Regions from separate parts of the Homo sapiens genome. Here region 2 is linked to region 1. A link is a loop called in an ENCODE intact Hi-C map of the cell type or tissue named here. Cell type or tissue: ascending aorta. All regions are shown on one strand. Links, peaks and the distances in the headings refer to the core of each region. The heading gives the core; the rest is flanking DNA.

Region 1 (9,210 bases), core at 335-8,334:
GAGATACCATGTCTCAGATTCACTGTGTCTAAAAGTGAATTCATCATCTGATCTCTCCCCTGCCACCTACTTCTGCTGCATTCCGCCCTTTACCTAGTTGTTCAGGACAGAAACCTAGTCCATCGTCACACTTCTTTTACTTCTGCTCCCACCCCAATGCCCAATATCCTGTTAATGTTAAATATTTTTGGACTCTCGGTTTCTTTTCTTGAGCTCTGCTTTCAGCAGCTGAGTTCACACTGCCATCATTTCTCACCTGACTTCTCTAACAGCTTTCTGACTCATCTGTCTCTAAGCTTGCTCCCTTCTGTCTTTTGAGCGTATTCCAGAAAAATATATTTTTGAAATACAGATGCGATCCTGCCTTTCCCTTGCTAACAACTCTTCGATTGCTTTTCCTATTGTAGCGACAATACACTTGTGAACACAAGTAACATGTTCAGCTGGGGCTGGCCTCATCCTTTGTCTCTGTGCTCTTTCTTCCCTCTGGGCCTTATGCAGTCTTCTGCCTGAACGTAGACACAGGTCAGTCTCTCTAGCTTTCCTTGCCTGCCTCCCTACAGCACCATCCACACATATACACCCTTTGCCTGGTTAATTCCTATTAAGTCTTCCATCAAGTCTCAGATTAGTAATATACTGTAAGGGCCAGTCTCAAACATGATTGTAATTATTTAATATCCATTTTGTTCACTGCCGTATCCTCGATGCCAAGCGTACATGTTTAATAAATAGTTGCCTAATGATTAAACTTTACTGAAAAGCTTATTGAAGATTTAGGGCAGTGACATGGAGTTGTACTATACAGTCCCAATAATGTCACAGATTTTCCATGTGAAATTTCCTGGTTGTTGTTGAAATTGTTAGTTACTCTATTTGCCATGTTTAGTGTTCTTGGCCCTCAGGTTTTAAAAGTTCTAATGTATCTTAAAAACATGTTAGGAAAATTTGACAATACATGAAACATTTATTATGCTTTGAATAGGTGCAGTTTATTATGTGTAAATTATACTTTAGTAAACCTGTTTAAAAATTACCTCATAATAAATACTTTTCAAGATCTAGATTACCATCTGAAATAGATTTTTTTTACTGGTGGTTTTGTCTGAATCACATACGCATTTTGCACTTGTATATATACCAACTATTTGGGTGGGAAAAATAGCATAAGGTTGTGAATTCATTTGAATTGACTATTTGATGGTATAGTTATCATGTTTAAGTAGATCAAGCGTGGTGGCTCACACCTGTAAATCCCAGCAGTTTGGGAGGCCGAGGCGGGTGGATCATTTGAGGTCAGGAGTTCAAGACCAGCCAGGTCAACATGGTGAAACACCGTCTCTACTAAAAATACAAGAATTAGCTGGGTAGTAGTGACACGTGCCTATAATCCCCAGATACTCAGGAGGCTGAGGCAGGAGAATCACTTGAGCCTGGGAGGCGAAGGTTGTGGTGAGCCAAGATTGTACCACTGCACTCCAGTCTGGGCAACAGAGTGAGACCCTGTCTCACAAAAAAAAAAGAAAAAAAGAAAGAAAAAGTAAATGTGGAGAGAACATATTCTTCTTACCTTAATGCCTTAAAAGGGATGCTATTATTTATAGTAATTTTACTCAAAAATTTGCACTTACGGGCTTCATGAAATTGGTAAGATTTCTACATGTGAGAAGAAGTTCTTGTGTCATTGTACTATTATGAAGTAGCTTTTGTTTTTGTTTTTGTCAGTGCTGGACTGTCTTATGTTCTTGTGGTCATGCTAAAAAGAAATGTTGTTAGAAGATTCAAAACTATGAGTAAATATGGCTTATAGTTTTATCAAATACAACAGTCTTTAGGATCTGGTTTTAAATAGACAACATAAATGGTTATCAAACAGTACACTGCATGAGTAGTGTCTCATTTCCCTTTTGGATAGCATTATTTGATAGGTTGAATAGGAGAATGCCATACATTTAGTATGTATTAATTTCAGGAAGAAGTTTTATTAATTATTCTGTATTGTATAGAAGATGGAGGTATGGGACTCAGAATTCAGTTGGCTTTGTAGCTGATAGACCAGCATTTTACTTAATCTTAGGAGTGCTGGGGCCGGGTGCGGTGGCTCACGCCTGTAATCCCAGCACTTTGGGAGTCCAAGGCGGGTGGATCACGAGGTCAGGAGATCGAGACCATCCTGGCTAACACGGTGAAACCCCGTCTCTACTAAAAATGTAGAAAATTAGCTGGGCGTGGTGGCGGGCGCCTGTAGTCCCAGCTACTCAGGAGGCTGAGGCAGGAGAATGGCATGAACCCCGGAGGCGGAGCTTGCAGTGAGCCGAGATCTCACCACTGCACTCCAGCCTGGGCAACAGAGCCAGACTCCGTCTAAAAAAAAAAAAATATATATATATATATATATATTAGGAGTGCTGATTGATGGACAGATGTCCTACCAGGGGAGGCTTTTAGTGATTTAATTCTGGGTTCCATCATTAGCCTTGCTCTTCAGATTTATGAATGATACAGAGTTTGGAGAAACAGCTGTTACTTCAGTGATGGAATTTAGGTTCACTATACTCTCTTAAGGCTAAAATGATAACTTTAAAACAAATGAGAATTTATTTGAGAGAATATATCTATACAGAAAGCTATAAAGTAGGTTTTAAAACAAAATCACAAGATTATAGTTTAAAGGAGACCTGATACTGTAAGTCACACTGAAAGAAAATATATGGGAAGTAAGTTTATTTCACAATAAACTTATTCTTCTAGCGGTGTAATATGTGTGTCAAGAAAACCAATTTGATCTTAGTTATCCCAGTGTGCACCATGTCAGAGGATTTTGTTTGGGGCATCCACATCACAAGAAGTACACTAACTAGAGAGCACTCAGGTATTCTGTTGTCTGAGGAGCCGTTGTGGGAATCATGATTCGAAAGAGAAGCCTGAAGAGGGTGGTGAAGCACGACGGCCATCTTTAAATATCTGAAATGCTGCCAAAAGAAATAATGAATGTTTGCTCCAAAGAGAAAAGCCAGATCAGTGTATCTGTTCATTTTCAGGAAGACTTGGGTAGCAATATCCAGAGATCTTTTAGTCTGTATGTTTGGTTTGTTCATTCTATTTTTGTAAGATATTACTATAGAGAGAAACTTTTAAAAAGTGGAATGTCAAATATTGAAATGTTGGCAGAGAAGTTGAGTCCGTTTAATGTAAAATTAAGAATCACTTGGCATTTTTATTTTTTAAAAAACATCTTTTTCTGTCCTTTAGCATTTATGTAAAATCAAATGTAGGGATATTGATTATGAGTAATGAATCCCAAGTTTTCTTTCCTCAAATACTAACTTTTCTCTGTTATAGTTTCATTTCTTGGGGGATTTATCAAGTGGCAAAATTAGATGTAGTGGAAAGACTGATTTACACAACTGAGTTTAAAGCAAATCTGTTTTATTAGCTGTGTGATGTTATATAACTGACTTAAATTCTAAGTGCTACTTTTCCTCATCTGTAAAATAGACAGTAAAATTTCACCTTACAGGTTTTTATGAGGAATCAATGAAATTGTACCTGTGGAAGCACCTGGCAAACAGGAGGTATTCAGTAAATGTTGTGGTTAATAAATCTTGCTCCAGAAGACTTGTCCTCAAGATTAAACTATCCTGTCACTTTTTCCCAACTGAAATTTTGATTCTGCCATCTCCCTTTCTTCCTTCCTCCCTCCTTTTATTTCACAAAGCTGTTGGTAATTTTAGTAGAATTTAACATTTGTGTGTATGATCCATGAGACCTTGTTCCTGTAAAGAGCACAAGTTTACGAAGATACTTTTTTCTTATATTGTTCCATATTAGTTTGTTGTTATTTTAATTGTTGCTATTATTGTCAGTTAGCTGCTGCCAGTTAAATTGTCTTAAGTTTTCTTCTTGCAAAGATAGTAAAGGGTTAAGGAAAGGAGCTGTTGGCTACTGCTTGCTACTAATTTGAAAAGAAATGGTGGTTATAGCCTTCTAGGTCTCTCCTTCTCCTTTACCCTTTTACTGTCTTGTAATCTTCAAATCTGTATGTTAGTGAATGCTAGGAGGGAACAGTAGACCTGCTTCTCCTGGAGCCATAGTACAAGGAAAGCCTAATTGGAGACGATCCTTTGCAGCCATTGTAAAGTATTTTCTTCTTTCACCTCTCAAATATTCATTTGTCTTATTTGAAGCAGTCTATTATCTAAGCAGACAGGAGTTGCTCAAGTGGAGGCTAAATGTTTTATCTGTATTCTAATACATTTTACCACCAACATATGTGTAACTCTGGATGGATCACTATATTTAAGTTTAGATTAATGAAAATTGTTGACTGTGGTAAACTTTTCCTTCCTTCCCATTTCATGTGAAGAACAAAGGTAGAAAGTGTCATTATGCAGGAATAATGTTTTCTGCAAGTTTTAAGAGAATGTCTCAATTCCTTTTTCTTTCTCCTCTGAAACTACCGTATCCCATGAACTATATGGCATGTGATAACTTCCTAGTCTCAGACTGGCAGTATATAATATTAGAGCAAGAAGGATCTTCAGATATGACCTAGCGTTGAATCTCTAATTTTTCCATTCTGGAAATCTTGGTCCAGAGGGTCAAACTAGTATCTCCCAAGTTGCTCAGTGAGATAATGGCACACCTAGGAAGACAAAGAACCCTTGATTTTCACTTAGTACCTTGTGTTCTCTGCAGAGAGTAAAATTGATCATTGATGAGTCATTAACCAGTGTCCATTCACATGCTGCTACTTTATGTTCACTTTGGGGTTTCAGGAAAAAATACATAGTAGCAGAAGATGAGCCCTACCCCTATCCCCACACCCCCACAAAAATATTCACTGGCCTTTGGTGTTCTGTTTGGGTCTTCAGCATCCCCCACTAGGTGGTGTCCTAATTCAGAAACTTTGCTGTGAGACTCCAGATGGGCTTCTGCCCTAACTGGAACTAAAGCAGCCACAGTGTTGACCCATAAGAATGCTTAAACAATTTGGTAAGGTGCTAGATCTTGTAGTTAAGTAAATCAAATGAAAATTTAATTCATGAACACAAATGCTATAGCTAAATTAAGATGTATAAAATATTTTTATATTTCATTTTCTGGAATCTTTAATAATTGCATGTTGGCCCTGTGGCATGAGACAGATTAAAAGCACTGGTTGTTTTTAAAGAATCTGGGACCATTTGTGTGGATAGAGGGCAGGATGGAGGCTGCAGAAAGAAAGGAAAGACAATTAATACTGTAAGTAACTACTGTTAAGTAGTATGGCTGTAAATAATAAAATATTTTACTACAGGTTCCCCAAATTAAAAGAAAAGGGAAATAAACTCAGAACCTCCTTTAAATTTGTAACTCTCAGCTCTGGTTTAGATATGAAATGATTGGTTGCTGTATTTCAAAATCCTGGCAGAATTACTGTTCAATGGTTCCAGATGTTTTTGATAAAAACTTGGAATTGTCACATCAACTGCAAAAGCACAAGACTGCAGATTCTGTCTTCTGTTGGGGAGTGCTGAGCAGATCCAGAGGGGAAAGCAACACAGACTCTTTTTTCCACCCAGAGCATTTGTTTCCCACCCAGGGTATTTGTCCTCCAACAAGGAACAGAATATGTAAGGAATTGTCCTTTAATATGCAGAAAGAGCAGGAAATCTAGCTTTCCAGCCTGTGGCACAAAGCCAGAAGTTAGAAATAAAAAGGTTAGTCTTTATGTCTCAAACAGTAATCTAGGCTCTTTCAGAAAATTATATTATTTTGAAACAAGTTTCTCTCTCCTAAAAACTTCCTGAAGACAGACACCTTGTTACCTATTTATTTTGCTTGCCTCCACTAGAAGTCACAAAATATCTGTTACATTGTTATAAATTATCTGCATGTAAGTCACTGGACAGGGATAGGGTAGAAAAGCTTTTTTGTTGTTGTTGTTGTTTTTGTTTTTTGTTTTTTGAGGCGGAGTCTTGCTCTGTTGCCAGGCTCGAGTGCAGTGGCGCGATCTTGGCTCACTGCAACCTCCGCCTCCGAGGTTCAAACGATTCTCCTGCCTCAGCCTCCTGAATAGTTGGGACTACAGGCATGTGCCAACATGCCTGGCTAATTTTTGTATTTTTAGTAGAGATGGGGGTTTCGCCATGTTGGCCACGATCTGGATCTCTTGACCTCATGATCTGCTTGCCTTGGCCTCCCAAAGTGTTGGGATTACAGGCGTGAGCCACCGCGCCCAGCCGGTAGGAGGGTTTTAATGGTGATTAAACCATCTCTGATCCCTAGAGAGACAGATGCCTGGGAACCTTGGAAGCAGGAATCATTTGATTCTAATTAAAACAGAAGGGAGTGGCAGTGAGGAACAAACCATATTGAGGACAGAGGGGAGGCAGCTCTGTGTTCAAAAAAAGAAGAAGGGCGAGTTCTACATTCTAGCTTGGTGAAAGCTTTTACAGAAAAGATAATAAAGTATCAGTTTATCTATACATTCAAGCCTAAAGGCTCTTTCTGTCTGTGCCCTAGACCACATAGTTTGGAAGTATTTGTAAATCTCTGGTCAAGTTCCCATGCTTTTGATAAGCCTGAGCAAGAATTTTATTTACAACTTTTAAATCTCTGTCAAATCGTCTTGTTTCTACTGTTTTGTAGCCTCATTTGTAATGAAAAGCAACATCTGTTTCACTGCACATGTTGGTACCACTACAGAGCCAAGGCTCACTTGGGGCACGAGAAGGGGAGGGGTTGTCCGCCTTCATTCCTCGGATGAACCAGTGAGGAATAGGGAGATAAAACCTTATGGCTTTTATTTCAGAATAAAGCCTGTATGTAGCTGGGGTGTATTAATAGAAAGTTGAGGAAGACGTTTACAGTCTTCTTAGCAGGGTTTGCTGTATTTCCCTCCTTTAAGCTGGTCAGCAACTTGAATATCTGGCCTGAGGACACAGCAACTCATCTATACCCTTTTTCTATATCCGTTTTTTAGCTCCTGAAAAACCTTTTCACCAACTTTGTTTGCAATGTCAACAGAAATGTAGGTGTTAAATCTCTCCTCTCCCCTTCTGTTGTGGTATTTGAGCCACTGCTTTCACAGCCTAGCTAAGGACTACTCTGGACAACTCAAGGAAAATGTCAGCAGCTCCTAGAAAGAGAAATCCTTTTTTTTTTTTAATCCCTTTTTCTTTTGTTTCTTCACTCCTTTCTGCTTTTTGCTTCCCTCAGTTCCTCATCCTTTTCCCTCCCAAATCATTCATGATCCAAGTAAGAGAATGTCTCAGGTGAGAGAATGCATTCTGAAGTAAGTCTGTCCCTGAGAATGTTAGATAGAGTGGGGGGCTAGAAGGGTCTGGAATAGTAAGAAAACAGGCAAATGAAGTAGCAGACCCACAATTCAAGACCCAGTTAGTGTGCATAGAAACACTGAAGAAGTCCCAGCCAGGCAGCTATACTTAGTCGCAACAAATATTAACATACACAGAACTCCTTTGTTCCACTCCTTTTCTTTTTCATTTTCTTTAAATCAACTCCATCATCCCTTCTCCCTCCCCAAAAATAAAGCTTAACTCTTGATAATTTTTAAACTTTATCAGACACATTTATAGCCACGTCTCGATCCTAGAGACATAACTGCAATATTTGGCTGACATTTTTCTCGTGTTAAATCATTGCTTTGCATTTGGCAGGGAGGTATAGTGTATGCTTTGGGTAGTTTCAATTTTCTGTACCTCACGACAAGTCCATTGTACACGCTTGTGGTGTTTAGTATAACACCCCCCTTCCTTTATTAGCATACTACTCTGACATCAAAGAACTGAGCTGCATCTTGCAATGCCTGACAGAGCCTTTTTCATAGGGGTGGGAGGAGGAGGAGGAGGAAGAAGAAGCGGGTTGGAAAAGGAAGCCTTGTTTTTCTCTTCGTCTCGGTAGATGAATCATGTTCCCACAACTGCAATTGGGTTTTCAAACCTCCAAGGCTGCGGGTGCGGAGCTGAAAGGGCAAGCAGTGACGTTCTTGAGAGAGAAGGAAAAAGGGAGGAGGAGGCTGGCTAGGGAGGGAAGGAGGGAGGGAGGGAGTACAGCAGGAGTGGTCTTTTATTTTTTTCCCTTTTACTCTGCTGTCCTTAGAGATTTTCAACTTAAATCAAAACCAAGCCCTACTGCCTGGTGAGCAAGAGAGATTCCAAAGACTTTACTTTGAAAAGCATCTCCCAGCTTCTACTTTTTTTTAAGGAAAAGTAGATTTTCTTTGTCTTTGTTTTTGTTTTAAGCAAGAACAGAATCTAATGACTTTTTTCATGCCATCGCTTTGAAATAGCGTCGTCTTCCTTTCTTTCTCTCCCTCTTCCTGGCAAAGTATATACTGGATTTTTATTGCCTTCTTGGGTTTTTTTCCCTACGTGTATCGGCCGTTATGCTTAGCCAGTTTATTCTTTATTTTTTTACTGGAGTCATTGCCAGTGATGGAAACGGTGTTTGCTTCTCTTTCAGTCAAGATCTGCACAAAGTATAGCATTAGGTGGTATTTATTGTTTATATTATGAGTTCTACATTCATCTTTCCAGCACTCTGAAGTTATCAGCAAGTTCTCAGTCAGTTCAAGGCATTGGATTCTGCTTGATTTCTTTTTAATTCATTGTTTTTGACCCCTTTGAGAGTTTTAATAGAGAGGAGTCTGGAAGGCAGAGATCTCCACCACCTAACCGTGAGAAATTTGGAACTAAGGACTTGCACTGGTCCCCAAGTTAACAGTGGATATACTTCCTGCATTTTCTCTGTTCTTTCTTGCATTTGGGCAAAATGTATGAACGGCACAAGAGGCGCTACAGCCTCTGTGACATCTCCAAGGTGGACAGGACTGTGGACGTGGTATTGCTGAAGGTAAGGGGGGCTGCACCTCATGCATTCTGAAGCTCTGCAGGCTGTTTTAGCGCTTTGAACCCGGTAGCCATGTCCCTGGCCCTCCTGTATTGGGAGAAAGGCCGAGAAATCTGTGCACAGTGGAGGATGAGGGGTGAATGTAAGCCTCTTAAAGGAATATCTGAACAGGAAGCAATAGGTGCTTGGTAATCAGCATTGGACCACTTACTGTTGAAATGTAATTTTACTTTCATTAAAATGGATTCTTATGCTTGGGAGAACCTCATACTGTTGAAAATCACAGAGAGAGAAATTCACCTTCCAAGTTGCTCTGTTTGTCCTTCTGTCTCTGTCACCCCTCCGCCCCCAGAC
Region 2 (9,210 bases), core at 443-8,442, 53 kb before region 1:
GAGCAAAAATGTGTCTTTTTTCCTGAACTGGAAAAGCTAGTTTACAGAGTGATGACTTCTTTGTGATTAAAGTTACCAGTTTCTGTAAGTATGGAACACATCGCTTCTCCATTAAGTTGGAAGCTTGTTAATCAGCTGATTTTAACGTTCACCATTACACTGGAGTTTTGGGTTCATATTTAGTTCTTAATCTTTCTATCATGTTTAAGTTTCTCATGATCTTCAGAAATAAAACTGGAAGAAATGGATGTGCATTCCTTTCTCTCCTGATTCTGTTATTTAAATTGGTAATCCTACAGGGTTTCTGTTTGATTTTGTTTTGTGTTTTTGCCCCACGAGAAAGCTAAAGAAACTTTTTGACATTTTAAAGATGAGTGTGTACTCCTCCCTTCCCTTTCCCCTCCCTCCTCCTCCTCCCTCCCTTTGCCGTCCCCTCCCCCTCATTTCTTGGAAATTTGACTTTTTTTTCTGTCATCGGTTTGAAATTACTTTATTCAGTTATATCATTCTTTCCAAGTTTCAGCTTATTTTGTAAGCAATTCTCTTTTTTCCTGTTCTCATTACCACTGTTGTTGATCTTGGTCAACAGTGGTAATGTTCTCGCTTTGAAAATAATTTTCAGGGGCCTGTGTTTCTCAGCCTCACTAAGTGGCGTGAAGCACTGGTTAAACAGAAGACAGTTAAGTAGCTAGTAAGCCAATAACTGTCATGGAATAGACAGAGACAACACAAGTTCTGACATAGATCAACCTAGTTTGTGTATAAATACAAATTTAAATAATATTTAAATAGAAATCTCTATTTCAGTGGTCCCCAATTTTTTTTGGCACCAGGGACTGGTTTTGTGGAAGACAGTTTTTTCATGGACCTGTGGGAGGAGGGGATGTGATGGTTGAGGGGATGATTCAAGCGCATTACATTTATCATGCACTTTATTTCTGTTATTACTGCACTGTAATATATAATGAAATAATTATACAACTCACCATAATGTAGAGTTAGTGGGAGCCCTGAGCTTGTTTTCCTGCAGCTAAACAGTCCCATCAGGGGGTGATGGGAGACAGTGACAGATCATCAAACATTAGATTCACATAAGGAGCCTAGATCCCTCACATACGCAGTTCACGATAGGGTTCACGCTCCTGTGAGAATCTAGTGCCACCGTTGATCCGACAGGAGGCGGAATTCAGGTGGTAATGCAAGCAGTGGGGAGCAGCTGTAAATACAGATGAAGCTTCACTCTCTAGCCTGCACTTACTTCCTACTGTGTGGCCTAACACGCCATAGACTGGTACTGGTTTGTGGCATGGGAGTTGGGGACCCCTGCTTTATTTAATCACTTATAACTTATAATCACTTAGATGCTCTAAGTCATCTGGGGGGTGAGAAGGTTGGAAAAGAAAAAGTACATTAGTGAGTGAGTAAAGATTATCTGGGATTGTTTCTTAGATGAGGATCTATTTGATGTTGGTGTTGGTCTACTGTGAACTAAATATAACTGCATTGGAGCCTAAGCGCAGATGTCTGCGTCATGGTTTATTACTCCTGTGTTCGTTTCAAGGAGCTCCTGTGATACCTGCTGTCTCCACCTAAAAAAAAAAAAAAAAAAAAAAAAAAAAACAGTAAAAATAAAATAATCAATTAATTCTTCCTCTTGCTGGTCTGTCACTCAGTCTAGAGTGCTGTGGTGAGACCATAGCTCACTGCAGCCTTGACCACTCGCCTCAGCCTCCCATGTAGCTAGGACTACAGGTGTGCACCACCAGGCCGGGCTAATTTTTTTTTGCAAAGAGTGGGGGTGGTCTCCCTGTTTTGCCCAGCCTGGTCTTGAACTCTTAGCCTCAAGCAATCTTCTCACCTCAGCCTCCCAAAGTGCTGGGAACACAGGTGTGAGTCACTGCACCCAGCCTATTTATTTATTTTTAATAATTAAGTTGTACATAATAATATTCATGATGCACCTGCATAAGACAGGTTTATTTTATTATCAGATATTACCTCCCATATTGTATGGAATTTTTAATAACAGTTGTAGCTGATGCTCCATTTTGTAGTCTGATAGTTTCACTTTGTCATATTTTTATCTATTTCTATGGTCTTTATAAATATTTTTGAGGCCCTCTTTTATTATGAGTAAATTATTCAACTAATATTGAATATCAATTTCTGATTTTTAAAAAAATTAAAACTAGTGAGTGCTAGAGTGAGCCTTATCTTTTACCTACTGATTTTTTGCTTCTGTTAAATTATTTCCTTAGGCTAAATTTCAAGGAATTGTATAATTAGGTCAAAGGAAATGATGTTTGCAACTCCCATATTCATTGCAATGTGGCCAGTATTAACTCTGCTTTTCTTTTTTAAGTAACTGCCACCTGTAGGTTACTTTAATGCAGTGTTTTACAACCTTGGCTGCACATTAAAGTCTCTGCAGGAGCTTTAAAAAACACTCATGCCTGAGGACCACCTCTAGAGATTTTGATTTGATAGATGTGATATGCCATCTGGATGTAAGGATTTTTTTTTTTTTTTTTTTTTTTTTAAGACGGAGTTTGACTCGCCGCCCAGGCTGGAGTGCAACGGCGCAATCTCGGCTCACTGCAACCTCCGCCCCCCAGGTTCAAGTGATTCTCCTGCCTCAGCCTCCCAAGTAGCTGGGATTACAGGCGCCCGCCACCACACCTGGCTAATTTTTGTATTTTTAGTAGAGACGGGGTTTCACCGCATTGGCCAGGCTGGTCTCGAACTCCTGACCTCAGGTGATCCACCTGCCTTGGCCTCCCAAAGTGCTGGGATTACAGGCGTGAGCCACCATGCCCAGCCTCTGGACATAAGGATTTTTAAAAGCTCTCCAGGCAATTTCAAAGTGCAGCTAAGGTTAAAAGGTTACTTTAGTGAGATTGAGCTTAACATTGCATCTGAAAATTGATTTATTTGTTGAATCAGGTTGGTGGCTTAAATCTGATTCAGTAAGAGGAACCAACTAAATACTTTGATCACATCAATAAATTTATACGTCTGTCTAGTATAAAATTGATTTAACTTTAATTTTTACTAATCTTGTGAATGTTGGTATATTAGATATCGATGCATCTATAACTAATACAGTGGCAGTATGCTGAAAATCACTTTTTTCGAGATCTTGAAACCAGTACAGTAAGGTAGGACTAAAAAATACAACTTTGGCTATTGGAGTGATGTAGTATTCCAGAAGTTATGGACTCATTGAGAAAGGGAGTGAAGTAGCCCCTCAGGATGAAAAGCAAGAGAAAAATGACCATAGACGCCATGGACTACTAACTTCTGTACCCATATCCATAGTACGCAATGATCTAGAACTTGCACACTAGTCTCTCAAAATGTGTATTTTTAAAATTATTTATATTTTTAGTTTCGTCTGTCTGCATTCTCTGCTACAAAATAGGCAGCAGAGGTAGGTTTGTGTTTTGGTTTAGATTGTTGATCCAAATGCTGGCTGGCTCCATTACTTAGTAGCTGTTAGGCAAGTTACTACATTTCTCACAACTTCAGTTTCCTGACCTGCAAATTACGGTAATAATATTCTCCTTCACAGAATGATTACGAGAGTAAATGAGATGATGTGTACCAAATGCACAGTTCAATATCTGATACATTGTTAAGCAGTTGATAAATATTAACAATAAAAGGAAGTGGTTATGTTGTGGAAATAGAAACCAGTATTTAATGAGTACTTACTAGTAGTATGCATATTAAGAATATATATCTCGGCCGGGCGTGGTGGCTCACACCTGTAATCCCAGCAGTTTGGGAGGCCGAGGCGTGCGGATCACCTGAGGTCAGGAGTTTGAGACCAGTCTGGCCAACATGGCGAAACCCCGTCTCTACTAAAAATACAAAAATTAGCTGGGCGTGGTGGCAAGCGCCTGTAATCCCAGCTACTTGGGAGGCTGAGGTGGGAGAATCGCTTGTACCTGGAAGGTGGTGGTTGCAGTGAGCTGAGATCGTGCCACTGCACTCCATCCTGGGTGACAGAGTGAGAATCTGCCTCAAAAAAAAAAATATATATATATATATATATATATATATATATCTCTGTCCTTATATCTTAATCCTTGAGCCTCTGTAAGAAAACTGCTGTTATCCCACTTTCCTTTTCTTTCTTTTCTTTTCTTTTCTTTTTTTTTTTTTTTTTTTTTGAGACTGAATTTCCCTCTTGTTGCCCACGCTGGAGTGCAATGGCGCGACCTCGGCTCACTCCAACCTCTGCCTCCTGGGTTCAAGCGATTCTCCTGCCTCAGCCTCCTGAGTAGCTGGGATTACAGGCATGCGCCACCACGCCCAGCAGGTTTTTTTTGTTTTTTTTTTTTTTGTATTTTTAGTAGAGATAGGGTTTCACCATATTGGCCAGGCTGGTCTCAAACTCCTGACCTCAGGTGATCCACCTGCTTCGGTCTCCCAAGGTGCTGGGATTACACGTGTGAGCCACTGCACCTGGCCCCCACTTTTCTTTAAACAGATAAAAAACTCTGGCTCATAGAAGCGAAATAATTTGTCTTAGATCAGACCATGGTATAAATGGGATTCTACTCAGACTTTAGCACCTGTACTTTTCCCATACCACACTATGATTTAGCCTCTAGGGAAGTCTCAGTTGAACATAATTAGATGAATTTGTAGTGAATTGGTATTTTTTTCCTCGTAGGAAAAGGTAGGTTGGTGTCAATTTTGTGAACAATATGGTGAGCAATGTGGGCATGCCATTTTCCAGCCTGTCGGAATCAATATTGTCCTTCATTTGAGTAGAATGTGCTTGTTTTTTTTTTTTTTTTTTTTTTTTTAAAGACGGAGAATGAGAATTTGGGCTAGGCAGTTTGTCCAACATTTTGTCAGTCTCTTCAACGCTCACTATTCTGTTGATCAATGTAGCAGATGGTGGACTTTGGAACTTTTTATCAGAGAATGTGTGTTGAGAAATGTTCTACTTGGAAGGAACATTCCTTTGACTCATAAAAAAATTTTTCTCTTAAAGACCTCTTTGCTCCTTGTTGCATTCAAATTACCCTGAATACTTCCTGCTGTGGGCACCGCATGAACTGTTCCTACAAAAGCCAGCCCTTTCCACTTAAAGTAGTGCAGCATTATATAAGGGGGAGAGCACAGGCTTTGGGAGCAGCCCAACCTGGATTCAAATCTATTACTTGTTAGCAATGTGCTAAGTAAGAGGGTGCTAATATTTATTGACTGCCTACTGTGTGCCAGGCATTATTAAATAATTTATTTACTATCCTCATTAATTTCCACAACAACTTTCTTTGCTTTTTCACAGCAACCTTTTAAAAGGACTGTTACATTTTTTATAGGTCAAGATGCATGCTCAAAGAGGTTAAGTATCTAGCTCAAGTTCTCACTTCTTGTAAGTGGTAAAGTTTGATTTTGAACTGAGGTTTATCAAACTGCTAATGTATGTGGTATACCTTGAACAAATATGTTAATATTTCTGTTCTCAATTTCCTCATCTCTGAAACCGGAATACTACCACTTTGAAGGACTGATAAGAGGATTAAATTAGTGTACTTAAAATTTTCTGTCAGTATCTGTTTAAGTAGATACTCAAATAATACTAGTTTCTTCCCTACCTTTAGTAAGTAATAATAACAGAAGAATGAAGCAATTTTCACCTCTGCCTTTATTAAAATGTTTTACATTTAACTTTGTATTTTGAAAAATTTTGAACTCAGAAAAGATGCAAGAAACGTGCAATGAACTCCTATATATCCTTCATCCAAATTCTCCGATTCTTAACATTGGTTACATTTGCTTTATCTGTGTGTGTATACATATACATATATAGAATTTTACTGAAGTCTTTGAGAGTAAGTTGCAGAATCATGACCTTCTGTTCCTAAATATTTCAGCATATATTTCCTAAGAACAAGGACAGTCAATACAGTAACAGTGCATTTATCAAAATTAGTAATTTATCATTAATACAATAATCTAATATATAGTAGTTTATATTCTACTTTTCACCATCTGCTTAATAGTGTTCTTTTAAGTATTTTTCCTCCTGATCTGGATCACACACTGGATTTAGTTGTCATGTTTAGTCTCCTTTGCCACCTGTGCCTTTTGAGCCATTACTGCCACTACATTGGGTTGTATTAGAATTACTTCCTTAGATTATCTGTCTCTTCAGAGAGTGATGATCTCAAACCATCTTAAACGTTGTGAGTAAAAGAGAAGAATATTTGTACTCTTCTGCCCTGGAGTGAAATCCCAACAAATACTTGAGTAACTGTGTATGTCAAGAGATTGTGCTGAGTGGTGGAGATCAGCAGGTCAGGAGATACACGGTCCTGGTTCTCAATGGGGCTTCCAGATGAGTAAGATTGTTATAGTGCAGTTCAGCAAGTCTTGCTGAGCTCACAAGAGAGACTGCTCCTGGAAGTGTGCTGGAAACTAGATACAATTCAGGGCTCCCAAAGGATGTTTAAAAACAATATTAATTACCTCATGACAGGAAGATTGAAAATTTCAAGGTAATCATATTGTCAGCTTTTCATATCTTAAAGTCTGTTTTGAAATCGGGTTGAATGTGAAAATCTAAGAGACTTTAACACTGTCTGATGTAGTAGTAATGAAACAATGCCTGTACTGCATCATTGCCACAATTGGTGGTAAAGTACCATTTCGTTTATTCAGGGTGATAGTTTCCTCATTGGAATTAAAAAAAAAAATCAGAAGGCAGTAGAAATCTCTATGGACCTTCCTGCAGTATTTATATTCGTTCATCTACAGATCTTTCTTTCACTTGTTTTTTGTCTGGTTTTTTAAAGTGTCAGCTGAGGCTATGGTGCCTCTTAATTCACCAACTGAAACAACCAGAATTTCTAGTGCATTTGGTTATGCTTTCCTGTCCTGCAAGGCCTGATTTGGTTACAATATAATCTTTGTTCACATTTTTCAAGGTAAATTTTAGATACCCAGCCATAGTCCTCTTTATGGCAGAAACACAAGGCTGACGGACAACTTAATTACCAACTGTAGATGTAGGAAGGGCTTCCAGTCAAGAGAATGCTGAGTAGTTATTTTACAAGTCTAAAGGAGACTGAATGTGGAAGATGGATTTAAAATGGAAATGTGGTAGTAGTACATAAAGAAATTCTGTGCTAGAATTGTAGAGCATTCAGATACACCTAGGATTCTAGGTATGGGCCTCATAGTTCACCTAAGAAGGAGAGTGGACAGAGAGAGAGCAGGGCCTTGCCTTTCCTTCCCTCTACTGGTCCTGTCACACATAGCCACTCTATTTCTGCATATGATTTTATCTGAAAACATGCAGCTACTTAGAAGTTTGAAAACTAGTGTCTTAGTTGTATTTGTGAAATTGTACCAAGCCATGGTCTCTCAGGTTCCTTGCAGCTCTGTATAAAGCCTCTGAGCTGCTTTATTCACAGGTGTTTGCTGTCCATTGGTTGCATACTTTGGGAACATAGGTGCATGGTAACATTGGTGCATGGTAACATTAAGTTAGAGCATACTGTGAAGCAGATGATGTTGGAACTAATGGTTCATGTGAACTATTTGTACTATCACTACCAGTGCTACAGAGAGACAATTCACTTTATTTATACTCTATTACAGTGTCTTCAAATGTTCATCTCAAATCAGGTACATTTTGATCAATGCTGTTATACCATTTTATCATAATTTAATTTGCAACAGTTTTTTGCCTTAGTGGTACATAAGATGATGGTGCCTTTACAAGTAATAGCATCTTAATTTTGATGAAATATGCTATATTTAGTGCATAAGATGCCACACATATAAGGGTAAAACTCCTCATACATTCTTTCCTGCTTTTTTGCATCTATGAAGGTGGCAATAACTTCAGTAAGCCAAACTGTGGCTAACAGTAATTAATATTGAGACATTAATGTTGAGACAGATGTCATGTATCTTTGTAGCTCTAGCCTCTAGCATAGTGCCTACCACTTAATAGGTGTTCAGTAAATGTTTCATTGAATGGTCTTTTAATATTAGTTTATGAGGCTAGACCATTAAAACAAAGTTTTAGTTGGGAGTAATTAGAAAAAAGAAAATAACTTACTTTTTTTTTTTTTTTTTTTAAATGGAGTCTCGCTCTGTTGCCCAGGCTGGAGTGCAGTGGTGCAGCCTCGACTCACTGCAACCTCTGCCTCTTGGGTTCAAGCGATTCTTCTGCCTCAGACTTCTGAGTAGCTGGGATTACAGGTGTGTGCCACCACACCCGGCTAATTTTTTATATTTTTTGGGTGGAGACGGGGTTTCCCAGTGTTAGCCAGGATGGTCTCAATCTCCTGACCTCGTGATCTGCCTGCGTCGGCCTCCCAAAGTGCTGGGATTACAGACGTGAGCCACTGTGCCTGACCGGAAATGACTGACTTTATTCAAGAGAAAAATAATTTGTACAAGTAAGGCAAGTAATCATAGTATATTACTTAGATCACCTGTGTACAACATTTCTAGATGCATAGTAATGTAGATACTGAATACTGATCCTACCAAAATTGTAACTTTTAAAATATTTGTATATATTTAAGAGATACAAGTGCAGTTTTTTGTTTTTTTGAGATGGAGTCTCGCTCTGTTGCCAGGCTAGAGTGCAATGGTGTGATCTCGGCTCACTGCAACCTCCACCTCCCGGGTTCAAACGATTCTCCTGCCTCAGCCTCCCGAGTAGCTGGGACTACAGGCGTGTACCACCACACCCAGCTAATTTTTGTATTTTTAGTAGAGACGGGGTTTCATCATGTTGGCCAGGATGGTCTGGATCTCTTGACCTTGTGATCCACCCACCTCGGCCTCCCAAAGTGCTGAGATTGCAGGCGTGAGCCACCACGCCCAGCCACAAGTGCGGTTTTGTTACATGGACATATTTTGTAGTAGTGGTGACTGTAGGCTTTTAGTATAACCATCACCTAAATAATGTACCTTGTACCCATTAACAAAATTATAATTATTATGAAGAGAAAAGGACAAGCTGTGTGCATGTGCTTTTGGGGAAGAGGGGCAGACACTAAGCTAAATACTCATTTTCTATGTTGAGAAGTCAGTTTGTAACCTCATTGGTCTCCATTCCCACATTCCTCTTCTGTGTGCATGTCCGGTTCTGCTTTGTGATGCTGTTGTTTGGAGATGTGTAGTTTTTATGTAACATGGCCCAAAAATGTTAGGCCAAGATTTTATTTG

The links. A loop is a pair of places that touch in the nucleus more often than their neighbours do. Peaks named below come from ENCODE experiments on the same cell type or tissue, not always from the same donor. Only the 100,000 strongest peaks of a DNase experiment are listed, where the experiment ranks them.
Region 2: it touches region 1 in a loop (4-fold over the local background); 4 of 110 quality-filtered maps call a loop at or near these places.

The regions. Positions count from the first base shown.
Region 1 is chr15:85,611,314-85,620,523 of GRCh38, forward strand. The region is part of intron 8 of AKAP13 (A-kinase anchoring protein 13); the gene reads left to right. Among named protein-coding and RNA genes, the nearest start is that of LINC02883, 140 kb to the right of the region's middle. RefSeq lists enhancers at 658-827, 1,107-1,276, 6,648-6,817 and silencers at 4,820-4,869, 4,930-4,979. In ascending aorta, for the core only: a CTCF peak has its summit at 4,888 (motif pointing right); DNase peaks (open chromatin) are centred at 6,168 and 7,958; H3K4me3 peaks cover 2,707 bases; H3K27ac peaks cover 3,258 bases.
Region 2 is chr15:85,558,538-85,567,747 of GRCh38, forward strand. The region is part of intron 5 of AKAP13 (A-kinase anchoring protein 13); the gene reads left to right. Among named protein-coding and RNA genes, the nearest start is that of AKAP13, 180 kb to the left of the region's middle. In ascending aorta, for the core only: no CTCF peak of the experiment used is centred there; a DNase peak (open chromatin) is centred at 5,071; H3K27ac peaks cover 1,462 bases.